Regions from separate parts of the Homo sapiens genome. Here region 1 is linked to region 2. Evidence: chromatin loops called from intact Hi-C (ENCODE). Cell type or tissue: IMR-90. All regions are shown on one strand. Each heading gives the region's core, and the rest is flanking DNA. Links, peaks and the distances in the headings are about the cores only.

What was found. Hi-C counts contacts between places; a loop is a spot of excess contacts. Peaks named below come from ENCODE experiments on the same cell type or tissue, not always from the same donor. Only the 100,000 strongest peaks of a DNase experiment are listed, where the experiment ranks them.
Region 1: it touches region 2 in a loop (3-fold over the local background); 5 of 110 quality-filtered maps call a loop at or near these places.

Annotation. Positions count from the first base shown.
Region 1 is chr4:137,517,458-137,522,805 of GRCh38, forward strand. It overlaps PCDH18 (protocadherin 18), which reads right to left. Exons shown (of 4, transcript NM_019035.5): 4 at 1,461-4,239. The coding sequence ends at 3,572. Among named protein-coding and RNA genes, the nearest start is that of PCDH18, 12 kb to the right of the region's middle. In IMR-90, for the core only: no CTCF peak of the experiment used is centred there; a DNase peak (open chromatin) is centred at 2,144.
Region 2 is chr4:137,367,739-137,373,086 of GRCh38, forward strand. No RefSeq gene overlaps it. Among named protein-coding and RNA genes, the nearest start is that of LINC02511, 160 kb to the left of the region's middle. In IMR-90, for the core only: no CTCF peak of the experiment used is centred there; a DNase peak (open chromatin) is centred at 2,683; H3K27ac peaks cover 1,254 bases.

The DNA.
Region 1 (5,348 bases), core at 933-3,432, 150 kb after region 2:
GATTACAGGCCTGAGCCACCACACTCTGCAGATTTATTTTATTTTATTTTATTTTATTTTATTTTATTTTATTTTATTTTATTTTATTTTATTTTATTTTATTTTATTCTTGAGACAGAGTCTTGCTCTGTCACCCAGGCTGAAGTGTAGTGGTGCAATCTCGGCTCCCTGCAACCTCTGCCTCCTGGGTTCAAGTGATTCTTCTGCCTCAGTCCCCCGAGTAGCTGGGACTACAGGCGTGCACCACCATGCATGGCTAATTTTTGTACTTTTAGTAGAGATGGGGTTTCACCATATTTGCCAGGCTGGTCTCAAACTCCTGACTACCCGCCTCAGCCTCCCAAAGTGCTGGGATTACAGGTGTGAGCCACCACAACCAGCCCAGATTTTAATTTTTAAACAGCAACATGTGTTGCTTATTCAGAGTTCAGTATATCCTTAATTTTTGAAGTCACTGAAGAAGTTACATTTATGAAAATCAGCTTAGTTTTTTTGTTTCGTTCTTGTGATGATACATTATCCAGATATACTGAAATGGAACAGAAATGTCAAAACATGTAAGACAGTCTTGGGACAGTTCTATTAGTTTCTGCCATGTTGAAAGCTGCCCTGTCAGACAATGCATTTTTCACCCATACAAGTAATCCAGTAAAATATTGCTTATTTTTAAAATAGATCTACAATCTTTAAATTTTAAAGTGTCAATGTTTCAAATTGATCTTTGAATATTTTCTGATCACCAGTATCAAAAGAATGAAACAAGAAAACTAAGCTGAATTTCATAAATGCGACTTCTTCAGTGACTTCAATAAGACAATAACTTAATAACTCACTCATCTTTACCTTAATAGTTATCTATTGGTAAGTGGCAAGTTTAAATATTTGTGACAGAAAGAACAATAATTTAAATGATTAACAATGTTATAAGCCCCATCTGCTAAGATCAATAAGTAAATCAATGAGCAATTAATAACAATGTTAATAACTTACAAGAATTTGAAGAAAGCTAATTCTCATCTTTCTATAAACAAGCATTTAAGGAGGATTTGTTAAGCAATAGATTCAGTTTTGAGTTACATTTTTTGAAGATAATTTCCTTAATATATGATTATCATTGAAGAACATTTCAAATAATCCAGTAGAACTAAAGGGATTAAAAATAATAAGTGGAGGAAAGAATGTTTAAGTGCTTTTTTGTTGTTTCAATCTGAGGAAGGGTAGGGTATCAAAAAAGAGGTGATACAAACTTGATGAGAGATTAGGTTGCTATGATAGCATCAGACATCCCAGCTTTCACTAAAAGGATGTTACTTGGTGAAAGGAACAGAAGCAAAAAGCTGAAATCTTGCACTTATATTCTCTTAATCTGTGGACATGGGAAGCAATAATAAATGGAGAAGGCTGGAGAAACAAGGGAATTTGAGACATGAAATTCTTGGAATATGGACAATATACAAAAGTTTTGTGTTGAATGAAATATTGCATTTTATTTATTTCACATTATTCAAAATAGCGGTTTTCAGCATAGCTTCCCATATTACTGCTGGTGCTTTAAATTAAGAACAGTGAGGATATAAAAGTCTTTTTCTTAATGGTAATATATACTGAAAGGAAGTGAAGTTGAAAGGCAGAATGCATTTAAATATGGTTAGCGTTTGTGTGTGTAATCTACTGAAAAATATACTGAAATTTCACTTGTAATTGCAATCTCTCCTATAAAGGAAAATGTGCCTGTTGAAAGAGGTAATATATTCTATTTAATGTGGTACTCATTTGAGAATTCAAATATCTGAATTTTAGTCACTTTTCAGTTACTTAACTTTCCCAGTGTTTCAATTCCTGACTAGCAAGCCAGGGACGATAATATTCTTGCCTCCTGGAAACATTGTAAGGATACCTTTTTATCCTGCACAATTTAATACAAAATGTCCTAAGAAAGTATTTTTTTTTGTTGTAATTTGAAAAATATTCAAGCAATTATTGCTTGCTTACTCTTTTTTCTTTATTCCCCAAATGCATTTAACTTATTTAGCTGGAATATGGCTTACTACTTTCATTCCCATTACAAGTCTCAAACTCATTCCTTTTCCATTGTGTTTTTCTTGTTCGCCCAGCCAACTGAATGCTGCCTGTTTATTATTTGAAACTCAACACTGAATCACCCGCTCAGGAAGGGCCTGCTGCATGCCAAGCTTTTGAACAAATATGTAGGAACAGGACTCTGACTTATAGACAGTTCCTTAGCTTTACTTTAATTTTTCTTTTATTTTCACTGACAGAAAAATTTTCTGGAGAGTACAATCAAGATAGTGTATTATTAGAAATAACATTAATAGAAGCTTGGTCAGAAATGATAATAGTCATAATAAGCATCTCTCTCACCAAGGCATTCCACACAGAGAGATCACAGCACAATAAATAAAGGATTTCTCATTTGCCACACAACAAATAAAACAATTGCAGTAACAAAAATATGATTTTATAAATGTTCTTATACTAAAAATAAAAGCAAAAATATGAGATCATGCACTGGAGACAAAAGCTAAAAATGAATAGTTATAACAAAGAAAGACAATATTCCAAAAGATTAAAATGTTCAAGTATTGTGAGAGGAAAGGGGAGATTCAAAATAGAATGGGTTCAGAATAAGTCAATTATATTTACTACCTTAGGAGAGACACTGACACAACTGTTTTTATCCAGTAATATTTTATGCCATTAGAACACATACTGTTATCCATTTAAAGGACAGATTCCATTTCCTTGGAGCATGTTTCATACTACAAGGATGGAATAAAATTTATTGTTTACCATAATTATAAGTAGATAATAATATTGTGAGAGAAATATTCTCCGGAACAGGCCAGTGTGATGGCCTGGAATAGTAGGGGCCTGGGAGTCAGGAAACATTGACTTTAATTCTGTTTTCATCATTGTCTATAAAAAGTTCATTTGAGATAGTCATCTAATAAATAACCTTCAAGATATTTCTCAGTCCTGAAATAAACTTTCACTTTATCTTTCGATTTTCCTATAAGAGTTCAACTATTGGGGCTAGTAGAAAGTAGAGAAAATAACAATAAAATAGCTTAACAATTTTAATGATTCTTAATTTCTAAAAAGTTATTGAAAAAAAGTGGGATCACTTAATGGAATTAAGAATTGTATAATGCTTCAGTGGGGTTGTTCATACAACATAATAATTCTTCCCCAACAAAACTAATCTAAGCAGTGCCTTTACACTTTGTGGTTGAATAGTGTATCAGATTTGAACAGTGGCTAGTTTCTACACGACTAGGAAAAACATGTCTGTCATGGGAGTAAAAAAATAAAATTTGTTTGTTAAATTACACATAAATATAAGGTACAAATGTATTTTTAAAATACAGATTAAAATAATCACACTTGCATTGTGTACATACGAAAATACAGTATTTAATATTCAATATACACAGACACATTTATGATAAATGCAACTATTTGGCAATGCCAGTTCTTTCAGGGTTTTTTGTTGTTGTTGTTGTTCCCTATTTCCATATACATGGAAACAAAAATGCTTCGCTAAAATCTCCTAGCTCTGGCGGACATCTTGAAGCAGTTTGTTAATCTCTGCCACCAGTTCACTGGCATCCATGAGTTCGTGTTTCCCATCATTGAGGTGGTTGAGCACATTGTCAAAATCATCTTCCTCATAATTTTCAGGGATCTCCTCCATGGCTGGCAGCCATTTTGAAGAAGGCTGCACACTGGAGTGAGTTCCAAGTGGCGGCCCACAGTTGGTGGTGGGATTTTGAAAATGCGTACTGGCTGCCCATGCCGCTACCCCCTGTGGGTAACCCACAGTTTTGGCTGGCAAGGGTCCCTTCCTGCGCTCCAGGGAGTTGGACCGATCCACCTCACTGCATTCAGAATAGGTGTCCAGGGAAGGCGGTAAGAGACGCTGGAACACACTGCTCATTTCCGAGAGCAGAGATGATGTGCTGGTATCCCCAGTGTCCTCATCGTTTGGGGAGTCCTTTCCAAAGGTGGAAAAACTCTTCTTCTTTTCACCGGAATCTGCAGGCTGAGCGTCATCCTCAAGACTCTGATGTGGATGCTGCTGCTGGGGTTGCGTTGGGAATTCTTCCCCTGGAATGAACATGTTACTCCTATAATCAGAAGACGGTGAGGGCAGTGGTGGCATCCAGCACTGGTCAGAGTGTCCCAGGACCCTGCACTCCTCCGTGCAGAGTCTCATAGCTGCACTCAAGAAAAACAGTGGGGATTCATTATTATACTTAGCACGATTCAAAATGATGCAAAAATGCAATTTTATAATAAAAATAGAATGAGACAATTTTAAACTATTTCCATGATGCCAACCTATTATTATACACAAAAGCTGGACTACAATTATGGCTTTAATTTGAACACTGGTTTTATAGACCTCCATAAGTGTTATCTTCTGGTGTGCTTTTTTTTCCTTATTGATCAGGTAAGAATATTCTGCTACTTGAATAATGATAAGATGGGTTGATAAAGTATACGTGGGAAGAACTAGGTGTGAGTGATGAAATAAGTGCTGAACATAAATTCTAAAGAACAGACTTGTAAGGTGAAACCTATAACTTTAGAATGCCACCCATTAATTCTTGTGTAATACATACCTTTGTGTAACTTTCTCAATATTACTTTAGTTTTAATGGAAGCAATGAGAATATAATAAGCTATAAGGTAATTATACTTATTAATCTCTCTTAAAGATATTACAAATTATTTATTGACTTGTTACTTAACACAGCAGTGAAAAGTATCCTCAGCTACTGGATGGCCATCTGCAATTACCCTGTTAAGAAGTTTTCTTTTAAAGATTCAAAATATATTTATATTCAAATATGTGAAAAATGTCATCAAAAGATGAAGAATATGAAAAATCCATTCCTTAGGTCTTACAGATGTTCTAATGCTCTTATGGGAATATGAGTGGCCACAGTCATAGGAAAAAAAATAGATGATATGAGAAAAGCAGGAAAATAAAGAGGAAAAAACCCCTCTACATTTGGCAAATACAATAACTAAGCTGCATGACAAGGAAATGAAAAGATGTAAAATACACTCTACAAACCATTGACTTATTTCAGTGAGAAATAAGGCTGTTCAGTATTATGATTTCATTTTAGAGCAAAGAGCAGAATGCAGAAAATGCAAAATAATTCTCTTAGATTTAAAAGAACATTAGGTTGTTACTAGCTATACTTATATATTAAGAGCTAATTTTGTAGATCCATCTACTTTAGGAAGATTCCTCTTCCTCCCAAATTATTGCTAAAAAGGTGACTCTTGAAGGATGCCCATTCCCTTATTAGAGG
Region 2 (5,348 bases), core at 1,629-4,128:
TCTAGCATGATTCAAAATGCTTTATACTTATAAACAAATGTAATTCTTACAAATGACTCATGAGATAGTTACCATTATTAACCACTATTTAGTAATTTTGAAATTGAAACAGAGAGATCCTGGTAACTTATGCAACCTTAGCCCTTTGGCTGCATCCTCCCTCCTATGTGGAATAAGATGCAATATGTGCAGATGGAACAGCCATTATGTGAATATGAGCAGAAAATCCACATGCTTAAGACGGCAAAGCAGAAAGAGGAAACACTCTGGATTGTTACTGTTGTTCTGGTTCTCTATACCATGGACATCACCCTGGATTTGATATTTGCTCAGAAGTCATTTCTTAATTTTAGCATCTCTTTTTCTATATCTAAATAAGCAGGAAATGAGAAAGTATTTTTTTTAATTCAGTAAATACTAGTTCATGTGTACCTAACAATCTGTTTAGCATAACTTGTTCCTTTCTTATTTTACTATAGACAGGAAGAAGCAAGCAGCATCTTCAAAACTTCCCTGGGAAACATCTGAGATAAGTGGTGGTCTAGATCATTAAACAGATATCCTATTTTTCATGTTACTACAAGTGACAAAGTTTCTAAACTTTCTAATACCACATAACAAGTGTACCCTTTCCTCCGGCCACCAGTATCTACTTTTCTCAAATCTCTCATTGATAGTTTTTTTGAGAGCCATCGGGCTTCATTAATAATCTCTTACTTTTTGGCTTTTATTACCTCTTCTTTCAAGATTTGTCAAGCTTCCTTTTGTCCGCTTGCCACTTGTTTGCAAAGCCATACACACAAATACATAAAATTAAATGTTTTATATAAAACACATAAAATTAAATGTTTTTTATATATGTTAAATATATATATTTGCCAGAATCCCACTTACAGATATCAAAGTCTGCTCAAACAAACCCAAAACTTAGTGACTTGAATGACAACATTAATTTTACTCACAAATCTGCAGTTTGGCCAGGGTTCATCAGAGAGAGTTCATTTCTGCTTCACTCAGTGTCAGTCAGGGAAATTTGAAAACAGTGTTAGAATCACTTGAAAACTCATTCGGGAAAATAATAGAGGTTGATGGTAACTATTGGCTGAGTCTTCAGCTTGTTCTGGGGTTGGGGCTGGAAATCCTACACATGGCCAATCCATGTGGCTGCTTGGATTCTGTACCGAAGGACAGCTGTTTTCTAAGATCAAGCCTCCTAAAAGGATCAGACAAAAGCTTTCTTTCCTTTATAATTTAGACATGGAAGTTACATAGTGTTACTTTTGTAATAGTTGAACCCCACCTTATTCAAGAGGAAACAGCATAAGCTCTACCTCTCAATTATGGAAAGAACATTTAAGATAGAATATATTGGTATATCCATCTTTGGAAATTAGAATCTGTCACAACAAAACTTTTTTAATATGAGAAAACAAATCCCTAGTTGATTAAGCCATTACAGTCAAACTCATAACATGCATATATTTTGTTATGGATATATATGTTTTGGTTTTCATGTTTAATGTCTCCCCTACTAGACTGTAAATCTCACAAGGGCAGAAATTATTTCCATTGTAGGCCGGGCTCAGTGGCTCACACCTATAATCCCAGCACTTTGGCAGGCCGAGGCTGGCAGATCACTTGAGGCCAGGAGTTCAAGACCAGCCTGACCAATATGGTGAAACTGCTTCTCTACTAAAAATACAAAAAATTAGCCGGGCATGGTGGTGCATGCCTGTAATCCCAGTTACTCAGGAGGCTGAGGCAGGGGAATTGTTTCAACCCAGGAGGTGAAAGTTGCAGTGAGCAGAGATCGAGCCACCGCACTCCAGCCTGGGTGATAGAGCAAGACACTGTCTCAAAAAAAAATAATAATAAAAGAAAGAAAGAATTTCCTTCTTGTTCACATTGGCTCTTAATAAAAAGTTTTGTAAATGAATACATGGATAAACACTGAGGCAAAACAAAGGCTGAGAGCTTTGGGAGTTAAAGTTCTTTGACCACGGTCAACTATGAAGCTCCATGTTGTGTTACATTCTGACGCACAGTTGCCTTGGCACACAGCCTCATGGATCTGATTTGCTTCTGAGGCTTAAAGGTGGCTTGGTTTATAAATTGCTCAGGAATTATAAGTAAGTGTGTGTTTGTGCGTGTGTGTGTGTGTATGTTTGTGTCGAGGAACAAAAGCAAAGACTATAAAAACAGAGAGCAACCAACAAAATGAATTCAGTTCCTTGGCAATAACTTTCTAAGACATTTTATTGGTAACCTCAATCTGCTCTACAATTTCCTAATGAAACAAATTTTATGTAACCCTGAACTTGTGCACCAAGACGAAATGAAAGAGGTAAGAATGGTTTTAAGTCATAAAACATAAAACATAAAAATGTTTTAATTTTTCATGAGAGACCAGGAATAGCAAGGTCGTGTGAGAATATCTAAAATAATCTATCCTGAAAGCATAAGAAACCCCAAAACATAGCAGTAATGTCATTAGTCATATTATGTTCAGTAGAAATAAGACAAACTGTTGCTACTATTGTTAGATGTATTGTTTAAAGTAGTATTGCCAGAATGTCATACATTGGATTGCATAATATTTACACTCACATTTCTTCCAAAGCATACATTCAATAATTTTTTTAAAGTGTCTCAGAGAAAAAAAATGAAACATTTTTTCACCTATGACACGTGCAATTACTTCACCGTCTAAGGAATGCATGTTGTAAATACTGGATTTATAGCAACACCTCAGATAATTACACAGTTTACGGGGTACTAAGCAGGAAAAGAATTGCTGACTGTCCACACAATGTCCTCTTTTATTCACTACTAGTCTCAGAAGAATGTGACCATATAGGTTAACTATGTTTATGTTGTTCTCAAGGAGAAGAGAGTTAAAAGGCAATATTCTTTTTAACAAGCTGAACCAACTTGTTGGAAAGAAATAAAACCTTATAAAAATTGGAACAAATATCTTCAAACCAATATGTTATTTGAAACACTATTTTACATGGTACATTCATTTTTGTCTCACCCTCACATAACTCTGCAAATAGCTATTCAATTCAAACTGTCTCAAGGGTAAAAGTATAAAGCTCAATGTTTCTGTTGGATTTAGTGGAGCTCATAGAGCGTCTGGATTTGTTGGTCATGGCATTCCCTCTTAAACCCTCAAGTGTCTGTTTGAGCCAGTTTATACCAGAACAATTCAACAATTCAGGGTTTCCTTTTGTGTGTAGAAACATGTGTTTACACGGCTTCAGTCTGAATGAATAAGAACATGTTATTATTTACTGAAAAAAAATGACAAGATGATATATAGCTTTTGTACCTAGTAATCTTTATTCTACTCATATATTTTAATACTTTAATAAGTTGTAGGATATGGCCTAAATCTCTTTGCTTTAAACTACTTCTAAAAGTAAATACTCATTCAGAAAACATATTTCAAGAGCAATATTTTCACATTTTTTAAAAACACAATTTGTTATTTATACCTAAAGTTTAGTCCTATAGTTAATACTTTGTTGTCCACTTAAATTTGTTAAGAGAATAGATCTCATGTCAAGTGTTCTTACTGCACATACCTACACACAACAGAGCAAAGGGTTACAAAGAAAATTTTGTGGTAATAGTTTTACCTAGATTGTGGTGATGGTATTGTGGGTGTATGTGTGTGAACAAATGCATCAAATTGTATACATTAAATATGTGCAGGTTTTTATATTGATTATACCTTAATAAACCTATAAAAAACATAATGGCAAGGCCAAGTGTGGTGGCTCACACTTGTAATCCCAGCACTTTGGGAGGCCGAGGTGGGCAGATCACCTGAGGTCAGGAGTTCAAGACCAGCCTGGCCAACACGGTGAAACACCATCTCTACTAAAAATATTTTAAAATTAGCCAGGTGTGGTGGTGGGCTTCTGTAATCCTAGCTACTTGGGAAACTGAGGCAGAAGAATTGCTTGAACCCAGGAGGTCGCAGTGAGCTGAGATCATGCCATTGCACTCCAGCCTGTACAACAAGAGCGAAACTCCTTCTCTCAAAAAAAAAAGTAAAGGCAAATTCATCATTAGGAATATTAGCATTGTTACATCTGCTTGTGTATAGAATTTTGTAAAACTCAAATCGAGAGAAAACAGATCATAAGATAATAACCAATTAGAGAGACTTCTCTTTACTCAAAGTTTGTGCTACAACGACTATACGTATATAAAGAAAAGAATGGAATATCAACCAATAGAATAAGTTTAAAAGGAGAAAGATATGGTGGAATAATTCTCTGTTGCCTCATCTGATGTTGACTGCTCCTTTCCCTATTTTGTAAATTCAGGGTTTGACTTCTTAAAGTTGATGTATTTAAGAGAAAGGACACAAGAAAGAAAATGGGAAAGGAATGGAAGGTACTTACTTCACTTACACTTCTACTGTTTCAGCATTACTAATTTCTGGATGTGAAAGTCCTCTAAGTAAATTACTCATTAGCAAATCAGCAGCACATTATTACATTCTTGAGTAGAAATATTTTGTGCAATCTAAATACAGAAATAAAAGTGGTATTAAAAATACTGCATATGAGACAGATAAATTCCTCTTCACTGTAGGGTACTACAAGGACCATGCTTACATAAACAGAATAACATAATTGAGATGAAACAATTCTATTCCTAAAAAGTTTTCATGAGTTCTTTGGAAATTAGCTAACTCTGAGGATATCTGGCCTGCAGTTTCCTCATGCTGGATGCAATAACTTCCCTGATTGGTCATTTGCAACTCCTTGCTTATCCTTTAGTATCTGGAAATTTGATCAATTATTTGGCCTGAGATAGTCTCCCCCATTCAGGTGGTTTCCAATGATAAAATCAAAGATGACTCTTTTATGGTTATGCTTCATAAGTGAATTCATTTGGGGTATCATATACTCACACATTTTTTCTGCAATAAAATCTTGGAGCATGTGCTGAATTCCTATGCAAGATTACTTCTCCCTTCTTATCTGTGTGGCCTCAGTTCTGGTCCTAGATAAAGTCCTAGGAGACATATTTCAAACTCTCCTCTTGATCCATTTGAAGCCCTCCTCTATATGAAGTGAAAGGCAGGGACCTGTCCACCGCAACCTCTTATAGTTGGGGTGGGGTGAAGAAATGGGATTCAGGCCACAGCAAGAGTTCTCTATTCAAAAAAATTTTTTTTCCCATTCAGCAAGCCTTCTCTCTGCCTCAAAATCTCTTTCCTAGGCTGCTAAAGAAAAAAAAAAACTATTCAGCTCAGTATTGTCTAGAAACTTCAGCTGAAACAAAGTAAAAGGATTGTATTTATAATCTTCTTGCATAGTTATAATCAC